Regions from separate parts of the Homo sapiens genome. Here region 1 is linked to region 2. A link is a contact called in ENCODE Hi-C data. All regions are on one chromosome and are shown on one strand. Each heading gives the region's core, a stretch centred on a gene start or an enhancer-like site at or near the end of the contact. The rest is flanking DNA. Distances are from core to core; before and after follow the strand shown.

Evidence for each region. Hi-C counts contacts between places; a loop is a spot of excess contacts on that map. Pooled maps may share reads with other maps.
Region 1: a loop to region 2 is called in a map of B cell, with 9 times the contacts of the local background. The contact joins two enhancer-like sites. A Hi-C loop is called at or near these places in 1 of 168 maps with a recorded cell type or tissue (B cell), 27 of 37 single-sample maps with no recorded cell type and 5 of 50 pooled maps.

What each region holds. Positions count from the first base shown.
Region 1 is chr3:157,062,121-157,068,208 of GRCh38, forward strand. No RefSeq gene overlaps it. Among named protein-coding and RNA genes, the nearest start is that of LINC02029, 17 kb to the right of the region's middle. RefSeq lists a silencer at 2,175-2,254 and an enhancer at 2,525-2,654. Within about 2 kb of position 4,677, at least 5 of the 41 ENCODE cell types and tissues checked have a DNase peak (open chromatin) inside an H3K27ac peak, as active enhancers do.
Region 2 is chr3:156,974,197-156,979,942 of GRCh38, forward strand. LEKR1 (leucine, glutamate and lysine rich 1) reads left to right here. Exons shown (of 13, transcript NM_001004316.3): 7 at 4,998-5,079. It also overlaps the pseudogene KLF3P2. Among named protein-coding and RNA genes, the nearest start is that of LINC02029, 100 kb to the right of the region's middle. RefSeq lists an enhancer at 4,449-4,578. Within about 2 kb of position 4,400, at least 5 of the 41 ENCODE cell types and tissues checked have a DNase peak (open chromatin) inside an H3K27ac peak, as active enhancers do.

The DNA of each region.
Region 1 (6,088 bases), core at 3,427-5,926, 88 kb after region 2:
AACTTTTTTAGAAGGAATCAGTGTGCTGGACACTGCTAAGTGCTCTGAGAATACAAAATGATTTAGAGTTGTTTCCCTTAAGGGACTCATCATCTCCTGGAGAAAGACAAGATGAGCCAATACTCTGATAAAGGTGTAAAGAGAAACTTTTGGAGCTAAGAGTGATTGATTTGAATTTTGGGCTTGGGATTCTGGGAAGGGCAGGGAGGATCAGTGAAGGTTTCACAAACAGGGAGAAGTTCAAGTAGGACTGTTTTGGTACCTATTGATCTCTAGCAATACAACTATGGAAAAACATAAAGAAGCTCATTCATTATCTCAAGGCAAGCTATGTGCCTGGACCTGAGCTAAGAATTAGAGCTATAACCTTAAGCAAGACAGAGTTCCTGACTTCAAAGAGTGTATAGCCTGCTAACACACTCGTGATCACACCACCAAGAGTTAACCACTGCTGATATGTTGGTGCGGTCCTTCCCAATTTGAAAGAAAAAAAAGTTGAGATTACCCTGTGCGTACAGTTTTGTGCCTTGGTTTGTTTTTTCTCTCCTGGTACACAGATATTGTGAGAATTTTCCTCACAGCATTAAATAATCTACAAAATCATGATTTTGAATTGATACATCACACATTGTCATATGAATATATCATTGTTTACTTGAGCGATTCTCTGTTGCTGGGAAATGTTTTCTAGTTTTTGCTACTACAAAATAACACTGTAACAAATATACTTAATCTTTATGCTTCTCTCACAATTTTCTTAGGGTAAGTTTCCAAACTAGCTAAATAACTAGTTCAAAAAGAAAGAACATTTTAGAAGCTCTTGCTGATAGTTTTTCTAATGTGGCTTATAGAAATGTTGTCCGGGTTTGTGTTTCCCTAGCAGGTATCTGAGTGTCTTCTGCCTGGAGATTGTCAAGCGGCAGACCATGAGGAAAGCAAGCCTGGTCCCAGGAATGGGGTGGGGAGTTTTGGCCAAGCGTGACATGAACTAAAAAATGCTGAAAGAAACCAAAAGACAGGCTACAAACTACAATCAATGAATAGCCAGTAGGAACTTGGCAATTAAGGAAATAAATTGTAGGAAATGATTACAACACAGTCCAAGTCAACACAAAGATTTTATTTGCTTCTAGCACAATTTTAGGGCACCATTCTGAAACCTGTGTGTGACTAAAGGGATTCTGAGAAACAAAGGTTCACTGTGGGTGTAGTTAGAGCTCCTTGAGTAGCAAGCAACAGAAACTGACCTTGGCTCATCTAAATCAAAAGGGAATTTACTGGAAAAACAGCTGATCTTTCAATAGCTCAACTGGAAATCAGGTCCAGAAACTAGGAAAGAACAAACAGGAACCGGGGTGACGCCATAGGCAAGAAGCAGCACAGAATCAAGACCTAGGACCTCCTCATTGGGGTCGCTTGGCTACACAACTGTGAATCACAAATGAGCTCCAGTTGGTTTCCATCTTTTGATGACTTTGTTCAAATGTCAGATTCCAAGGAAGGAGGATCTGACCGACCTCATGTGGCTCACATGCATTACCCCAGGCCAGAGAAAGGCAGACACCCTGACTAACAACTTTCCATATGTAGAATAAGTAATTCTTAGAGGTAGGTCAGGGCACAGCCAGCCAAAACCAAAACTGTTTACCATACCATGTTACCTGGCAGGTGAGGTACACTAAGATTTAACCATTGTTAATCTCTGAGCCCAAATTAATTTCCCACATCGAACTCCTGCCTCCCCACCCCACCACACCCCACCAAAGTAGAATTCTGTGGAAGTGAAGAGACCCAGGAACTGTTAAGCTTTGATCAGACACGACTGAGAAATTCTAAATACCAGCCATCGTGTATGTGGTGCTGTGCTGGAAGTTGGTATGAATAAATAATTAAAATAAATAATCCTGCTTTAACTTGAACTGAGGTTTAGCCTTTCTCCCTCCCCACTTCTTTTTCATCTGGAGCTCTGGGCTTTGACTGATTAAAAACAACAAGGGAGCAAGTGAACTGGAAGGAGTCTTGACTGAGAGCCAAAGCCAGACTCCTGCTGCCTTCTGCTGGGCCAGAGTCCCCTCCTCCATCTGATGAGCCTAGTGCAGAAAAGAGAGCCCAAAAGATATTGCCTGGCTTTGTTTGAGAGGAATGCTAAAACCAGATCAGTACAGGGGGCAATGGGAAGCTGGCTCTCCCCAAGAGGTCTCTCCCTTGAGACAAAATCTCTCAGGCTTGTCTTTCTCTCCTGGCTTGTAGGAATCACGCCTCATCCCAGTGGCTATAACTGAAGCCATTGGCCCTGCGTGTGCTGCTTCTGGTACCCGCGAACAGAAAGAAGAAACCCAGTTCCCCTCAGGCACCCTCATCATTCAGCCAGGCAGTGATAGGAAGAAAAGGGGAACTGATAACTTTCAGGAACAGAAGCAAAGTAACACAAATCTCATGGCACTGTGGCACATGACAAGTCACAGGATCAGGGCGGGGGTTCATGCAGGAATGTAACACGGGAGATGAGCTGCCCTTGAGGACAGGGCGGTGGTCAGGAAATGGCAGACTCCACTCTTTCTGAAAAGAGGCCAGGAGTCCTGGTCTCAGGTCCTTGGGTACTGCAGAGCAGACGTCATTAGACATTTCCTTTGAGTAATCAGGACTGCAGGTAATGAATTACTCCCTTGGGAAGTGGGTTTGGGGCTGCAAAGTGGGGACAGTGATCCTACACTGATCTCCAGAGTCAACTCAGTCTTCAAGAGTACATTCTAGAAAGACTTTGGGATCTTTACATCCACAGAGCCAAGGCAAGATCCCAAGAGCTCTGGAGAATGCTCTTTCAGAGTCCCAGAGGAGTGGAGAAATGACCATTTGGTCCAGGACACTTGCTGATTTGGGAAGGGGCGGCCTTGCCAGTCTGTGGAGCCAGGGTCTGAGTAGAATCATCACAGAGTACTCTGCCCAGAAAGAGTTACAGTGGCCCCACCACATGCAGAATTTAGAAACTGCCATGCCATACAATACTAGTAAAAATATTAACAGGGTTCCAGTTTTCCCCACGATAAACACTTCAATATTTTTTTCTAAAATATCAAATCATTTCCATTTTTTCTCATTTTCTAGGGCTTTGTTTGCCTAGTCTGCTTCGGGTAACGATGTGCTAGGCATGGCCCCAGGAGGCTCCAGCAGACTTTGTTAACTGGCAAGAGGCTGCTTTTGTGCATCACAGCAGGAAGAAAGTCTACATGTGAAAAGCTTCCTGCTTGGAACATGGGGGTCAAGAGGACTTGCTCCTAAGGAGGAGAATATCTGTCCTGGGCAGGCTCTGTTCTCCCCCACAGGGCTTCTCTGGGTGGGCCCCTCAGCCCCATCTGCAGAGCGGAGGCTGAAGGACCAAGAGCAGGTCATGTGGGTCTGAGGGCACCTGGGATGAACTGTCACCCTGAGAACTATCTGTTGAACGCAGCCTTCTCTTCGGTGACACTTAGTCCCAATCTAAGGGTCTCTGGCATGGAGCGTGTCAACTCAGCATGCAAGCTCTGCTGCACCGGCCATCCCTCTTCCACAGATGCTCTTGCCTGCCTTTCCCTGTACTCAATCCCACCCTCGCTCTGTGTCCATCCCTAAACCCACTGTAGCTGGAAGTCCATTTCTCTCCTTCTATGGGGCACTTACATTCTTCTGACCTTTCACCTGTGTTGCCTACACTTAGCTTTTCCTTTTAACTTTTAATCTGTTTTGGGCTCATATCTAAAGTCTATCATATGCTCCAGAAGGCCAGGGTCATTTTTTTTTCTATTCTCTGTGTGTCCTGCACAGTCCCTAACACATAATAAGTGCTCCTCTGTGTCCCTTTTTCCTCAAAAAGCTTGCTGATAATAGCTCAATTACAGGACACATACATCACCTTCACACATTACCTAGAACAGTGGCCCTTAACCTCTTAAGAGTGACTATATTCTTAAGAATATAGTGAAAGCGACAAACCCCTCCTCAAAAAGATGCACATGGACATATATGGAAAAATTGCTTCATGCAAATTTCAGGATTTTACAGCCCCTCTGCAACCTGTTCAGCCATTGACTCTAAGCTAAGAAACACTGTTTAAACCGGTTCTTTTAACTGCACTGCGAGGTGGCTGCACAGACATTGTGGCCTGTGTTTAACAGGTGGGAAAAACTGAGGGTTGGAGATGGGGAGAGACTCCTCCAGACTGCTCTATATGGTTGATTGGTGTGGCTCCTTGCCCAGTGCCCACATCTCCTTTGATATCTATTTTGCAGATTTGCCCTGAGAAGTGCAAAATCAACACAGAAATATCTCTTCCATCAGTACCTGTGCATCAGGGCAGAAACTGTAATTCTTGTCATTCTTGCCCTTGCTATGATGTTTGGCATCTGATGAAACAGTGCCTCACAAAGTCCAGCTGCAATTCTTGCCAGGGCTGAAGCGAGTTCCTCTCCTGGTGTCAGAGGACAGCTTGCTTATTGTTGTAAATTTTTTATTTTCTCATCAGAGGCTCCCAGCTGTCTCTCCAAATCTGAATACAAGAAGTCAAATGTGAGAGCAGCCAGGTGGAGTTATTAGCATTGCGGCAGACCTTCTCATCTCAGCAGCTGCATCAGTTATTCTCGTGTGTTGGCTTGAGATGCCCTGCACCAAACCATGGGCCCTTTACTCAATCGACCCCATGATTCGGAAGGCCCCGGCATCTCGGCAGGCAAATGACGTGATGAGGAAGGAGTCATGGAAGGGCATTGAGCCAGCACCTTACACAGCAGCTTCAGTTTCCACTGTCAGTGCGTGATATGTGAATGAAAATCCCTGCGTAGTCATTAATGCATAATGCCTCAGTCACTGCCTCAAAAATCAATCTTTTACTGCCTCAACGAGGAAAAAAAACAATCCCACTGCTCTCCCAGGCCCTGTAGTGTGAGTCTATCATGGCCACTTGGGCATCACTTGGGCTCAGCTCCCTGACATGACAGAGTGTAATAGCTTCATAAAAAAGCAAGAGTGGTGGTTTTTTCAAACACCATTTGCTGTGTTTGAACAAATGTGCTTCATCACAGCTCCGCCTGCCTGTGGGCTGCTCTGTAGCTGACAGATAGCCCCAGCCTAAGGAAGCTAAGGTAAAGATACATGAAGTTCACCTTCCTGCACACTCAAAATATTCAAATCTTCTCTAACCACAGCCACAGGGCTCGTGCCAAATAGGTGTGCCCCTTCCTTGAATTTGTATGTGTGAATATTTCAAGCAGTGATGGCCCTGTATACCTTCTAAGGAAAAATATGTCTCTCAAATCAGCTGTTGTTGTTACTTTTTGCCCTTGTGGTTTCCCGGCATGACCCCAGGCACCTGTTAGTAGCTGTTGTGCTCCAAGACCACAACCTCCTAAACAAAGGTATTTATATTTCAAAGGGGATGAGGCCTTATTCAGTTCCTTCCTTCCCCACCTCCTTTAAGAAAATTCCAGCATTTGGGCTGGGCGTGGTAGCTCACTCCGGTAGTCCCAGCACTTTGGGAGGCCGAGATGGGTGGATCTCTTGAGGACAGGAGTTCGAGACCAGCCTGGCCAACATGATGAAACCCCATCTCTACTAAAAACACAAAAATTAACTGGGCATGATGGTACATGCCTGTAGTCCTAGCTACTCAAGAGGCTGAGGCAGGAGAATTGCTTGAACCCAGGAGGCAGAGGTTGTAGTGAGCCAAGATCTTGCCATGCACTCCAGCCTGGGAGACAGAGTGAGACTCCATCTCAAAAAAGAAAAAAAGAAAAGAAAATTCCAGTGTTTGACTAGCGTGCACTGTGATAGCCTGTCAGGGAGAAATATTTGGCCAGAGGTGTAAGTGGCTGCTGTGCACTGTTGTGTTAAAATGACGGTGACTCTAGGAGTCAGGACACTGTGTAGGACATCACTGAGCATCATGTCTGGTACTTTCTCTCAGCCTCCTTTGGGAATCACCTGCATCAGTGGTTCTCAACCAGGGGTAGTTCAGGAGACATTGTCAATGACTGGGGATACTGCCAGTGTTTTTGATATCATAACTTGGGAGGAAGAGGAGGAGGAGGAGTGCTACTGGCATCCATTGGGGAGAGGC
Region 2 (5,746 bases), core at 3,150-5,649:
AGAGTGAATCATATCTACATGTAGCTACATGGATAGGTCTCAAAAAACATAATATTGACTAAAAAGAATAAGAGTCAAAATGAGACTTGTAGTTTAACTTGATTTGTGTAATTTTTAAAACACCTTCAAAACGAATAATTTTTTCACATGTTAAGATGCAGGTTAGAAGGTATACATTAAATTCACAAGCATAAATGCTCTCTAGAATGGATCATTCCCAAATGAAAATGAACATCTCAGTTTCACCCATATTAAAAACGAAACAAAACTGACAACGCTCCTTGTTACCATATTCACCTCCAGCTGCAATTCAGTTTTTCTGCTCCCTATTCATGGAATCAAATGGGGTGTCTTTAATTGCTGTTTCAAACATTATCTCCTCCCCACTACCCTCCAAAAAGCTTTCTTGCCCTTTTTTGTTTGTTTTCTTTTGTACCTTGGGCACATAGAACAGAGTTGATTAGACTCTGTAGTACAAAACATGCTATCATCCTTGACCCGTGCCAGCAACGCCCCCCTCTAATTAATATACCTATAAATTTTTCTAACAGAAAAATAGAATAATACAACATGTATGTGTTCCCATCATCCATAGTTAACAAGTTTTAAAATTTTGCCATAGTTGCACTATAGATTGTTAAAGAAGAAAAAGACAATTAACACTTCCATTTTTACTCCTCCCCATACAAAGATAGCTACTGGTGACACCAGGTCCAAGTGCAAAAACAGCATATCCTCAAGGTGAGAAGTGATGAGATTCAGGGCAGAAGTGGAAGAGTAGCCTTCATGCCACCACCAATGATAATAGCTAACATGTGCGTGTTACTCCCAATGTGCCTGCAACTATTCCCCTTCTTTACATACATTAAGTAATTTAATTATCAGAACAGTCCTGTATGATAGTGACTATTTTACAGATAATGAAACTGGAGTTAACAGTTAACAGGAAGCAGAGCCAGGATTTGAAATTAGGCAGTCTGGCACTCTAAAGAGCTCCTGCATGACACCTTTAAACTATCCTGTCACAGACAAGTGTTGAGTTCTTGTTTTTCCTTGTCTTCAATTACCTATACAATAAAAAAGTACAGCCTTCTATTTTACATTAAAAAAAAAATTTCCCTGATCTCTGGGTGCCAGTTCATCTGCCTGCTTGTTCTTCCATTATGCTACTTTAACCTGGAATCATTTTCCTCCACATAGCACTTTGAACCAGATTTTTAAATGTTTTGCGTTTCCTTTATCCAGTAAGTTTTAAGCTTGAAATAACTTTCCACTATATAGGTTTTAGTTACTGTTTTCTCAAACATTATACTAACTTAATGTGCCCTCCAAGTGACTATGAAGTTTTATATCAGCCTATAAAATAGCTAATTATGAATACCTTTTATATTTGTAGTTTCTAGAAACCTGTAGGGATAGCAGGATTCTCTTAAATGACTGATTATCCCAAATCTGATGCCTGTGTAATGCTATCCAGCAAACAGCTGGCTTCATATGAAGAGAGGTTAAGAACTCTTTCTGTCTTGTTCATTTAAAATCATTTACTTCTTATTTAATATCTGCAAAGAACACAGTCACATCATAGTAGAATTTACTGTTGTAAATTTTTTATTGTTTCCATGGGTTCTGCCTTACATCTGCATGGTGTTTAAAGCCAATGCTTCCTTTATTTTTGTAGGCATTTAGGGCCTTGTTCCTCATAATCCAATGTCATGCTGAGTGACAGAAAATTAAAGTCGAATTTCTTTAACTATAGAGAAGGACTGGGCAGAACAATAATACACTTATTTAACAACTCCTTGCCTCAGAAACTGAAGGAGCTGTTTTGTGCAGGTGGCTTAATCTCTCTGCAGCTTATCCTAATGGTGTTTCTTTATTTATTAAGGACAGGAACTGGGCACTCTGCTTCTAAAAACAAAAGGACCAGACTAGTCTACCAGAACCTATAGTGAACTAGTAGGATGTTTATATTTCATTCAGAAGAGCAAAGCTTTGAATTAGCTGCCATTTTTACTGTCTATTATTCTACTAATTCTCAGGTAATTGAGAATTAACTGCATAAAATTACATATCAAGTACCAGTTCTTTGAAGTTCATTTTAAGATAAGTCTTCCTTTTAATTTATAGCTGCATTTAGAAGTAATAACATAAAATTTATCATATGGGCTCAGACCTATGCTTCATCTAGTTTAGGATCATATCCTGACAAAAGCACCAGGGGCCATTTAATAGTAAGGTGTGATTGTTCTCTCTGATGAAATCTTCTCATGGAATCAGTCACAGTAACACCATAATTTTATTAATATTTTTATTAACTATAATATATATTTAAGCTTTCTAAAACTAAAATCTAAACCACCTTTTGGAGTTAGAAATTCTACCAGTTTACTGCATATTTCATTGTTAAGTAATTCTTTTCATTTGTCTTAAGTATACCTCTTTAAGGATTCTGGGAATATGGTAACAGATTTGTAGCCACACTTACCACACTCTTATGGACAATATCATATTCTCTTGCAGCTTTTATATCTCAAGAGTTTATATTTCAAGTGTGAGAGATATAAGAACTTTAGGATCAGGCAGACCTGAGTTTGAATTATAGGATCTAACTAGCTGAGTGACCTTGATAAGTTAATTACTCTAATCCTTAGAGTTTTCTTGGTAGTTGTGACTATACATGAAATTATATGAAATCAATAAAACCTAACAAGTATGGGTCATCTACTCTACACCATTACCTAATAAGTTTTTTCAGACCCGGGAAGGCTTATTGCATGGAATACAGATGGAGCCAGTGGACCTCACAGTAAACAAGTGGAGTTCACCCGTTTGGCTGGGAATTCTTCCTCTCTGAAGTTCCCATCCTTGAACTGGAGAGCCTCTCCAGAGCTGAGCATGCCTTCTTCCAGCCCATGATGAAAAATACTCACTCTCTTCTCTGGGCATGCAGCCCTTTGGCGTGCCACTCTCCATGCCACCGGTGATGGCAGCTGCCTTCTCCTGGCACAGAATACAGAGCCTAGGGATCCTGCCTGGTGGTGGTATGGTCTGTCCCCTTTATGTAAATGAGTTACCTCCAGCAGCCTCTCATTGTTTCCTTGTTGGAGGAAATGGAGAATTCAAATAGTAGCATGCAAGTACCTGTAATTGAATCATATAAGAAGCCTATAGCATAGGAAAAAAAATTGAACCTGTGATCAAACAACAGAGGACAGATTATTATCCTGAAGAAATGTCACCCCCCCTTAATGAACTCAGTGCCCACCCCTTGCAACAAGCATTGTTGCAAGAGAATCTCCCTTAGGTCATAGTGCAGCCTGGGAAGAGACCTTTACTGATGGAATTGGTGGATAACTCAAAGGAAGCAGAGGATACACAGATGTGATTATGACATATGCAACAAAGTATACACTAAAAGTTTCCACGTGAAATCATACAGAAGAACACACACAGGAGATAAACCCTACAAATGTACATGGGATGGATGCATATGGAAGTTTGCTCTGTCTGATAAATAAGACATTTCTGAAAACATACTGGAGTCAAATCTTTTTGGTGCCTGGACTGTAACCACAGCTTCTGTTCTGACCATCTTGCCTTCTACAGGAAACGCCACATGCTAGTCTGAATGCCTTTGTCTCCCACCTCAACATGACTCCCTACTCACCTGGCTCTTTCTCTATACTCCCACCATTATCTATCACACTTTTTACATGTACATTTTAATTTTGATTCAGCTGGTCTGATCCTCTGAATTTATATCATCCAAAACTTCCATATGGTCAGTAGCAGGTACTCTCTAATCCTCCCTCTCCTTACCATGGGTGACCTAAAAAATGAGAACTTTTTTTAGAGATGCTAAGCAAACTATTCTTAGAGATAGATAAAGTTAATGTAATAAGAACAAGAAAACATGTAAACTAAGAAACAAAAATTAATGTATGTAAAAGCACTGGATAAACAAAGGTTTATACAAATGTCTGGTAAATGCTAATTAAAACATTTGTTTAGAGTGAATTTATTTTCTAATTTAAGGAACTAACTCTTTGTAAAATAAAGTTAAGAATGCCGATTTATATAGTTTTATGTATTTATATGGATGCATAAAGATTTTAAAGTTTACTATTAAAATATGTCACTGAAACACCTGAACAGATGGAACATAGAAATTTTACAACTCCAGTGTTTTGAACATTTTTTTTCTGGAGACACCAACCAGTCTATCAGTTTGTTTTCCATTATAACTTATTCTCAAAAAGCGTACCAGCAAGGGCTGTCACTGGGGCTGGGGTTCAGATCACAGTTTCCACACACAGGACAATGGAAGGACTTAGATAATTCAAGCCATTTGTTCTTTCTGCTATGGTTTCAGTTCTGCATTCACACACTTGTTAGACAGGGCTGCTTGAATAATAATCCTCAAATACTGCTTACATTCTCCAGTTAAAGACTCTATGGAAGCCAGTTTCCTGCTTGTATTCTCTTGGTTTTGAAAGTCACTAAAATGCCTTTTAGATGCTACCCAGAGTTAACACGTTCTTTACTATGAGCCTGGAACATGATTTGTCTGTTTTAGTTCTAGCAGGAAGACTCAGCCATGCTTCACAGTTCCAGACCACAAAAGTGAGCTCAGGCAATCATGTGTTTTAGAAACAAGACACGTGATCAGAAATTCTTATGTTTGTCAGCTACATACATTTCCTTTGAAAACATTAGTAAAATTTAGCCTATTAGCTGTTTGAAAATCAGCATGGTGGTGGGGGCAGAAAGAGGCCAACAAATTGGGCCTGTCAAAACCCATTAAGTCTGTGGGGTGTTAGGATAGGGAGGGCTGAGTAGGCAATGATAAGTTGCATATGGACATACAGGCAAAGTGGAATAAGCAGCTGCCTTATTCTTCAGGAGCTGACTAGCAACAAAAGAATATGGTTTACTCTATGAAAATATCTGGACACTTAAAATGTACTAATCAGATGAAATACATTGTGTCATTTCAGATTTACAATGTCTAGTAGAGGCACTTGGATTAAAACTTCAGAAGGCGGTGACAGAGATGGACAACTATAAAGAAATGCTTATGTAAGATGGAGAATATTAAACAACTTATAACAGTGCTCTGTAGATGTGTTACAAAATGGCAAGAATTAGGAAGAAATGACAAGAATTATAAAGACCCTGGTGTGTTCTCTGTGATTCTTTTGGCAGTGATTTACTGGTGTGGGTAATAGTTTACTGCTGCTTTTCTTGCCCACTTTACTGGCCTAGATTATATATTGAAGAACCTGTAAATATTTTTAAATACATGGAGGATTTCTTTCTCTCAATAAGAAACTTACTTATCCATATATTAAAGCTTTCCCTGATAGTTCAAATGCAGTAACTTAATGTGAAATAGTCTTTGAACTTTTTTCTTATCTTTGTTTCTTTATTATCTCTCCACAAGAAACAATATTGAACTTGTATCTCAAAATTACTAATTTTAGCTTCAAAGAGAGAGTTGAGTAGCTTTGAAATGCTGAAGTACTTATGCTTGATATAAGTGAGAAAGAAATATTGGAAAACACGTGATAAGAAAATGATGTAAAATCAAGAACACTATTTCTTTTAAAAATTAATTTTCAGCCTGGGCAACACGGAGAAACTTTGTCTCCACAAAAAAATACAAAAATTATCCATGCGTGTTGGCACACTCCTGTAGTCCCAGCTACTCGGGAGGCTGAACTGGGAAGATCACCTAAGCCTAGAA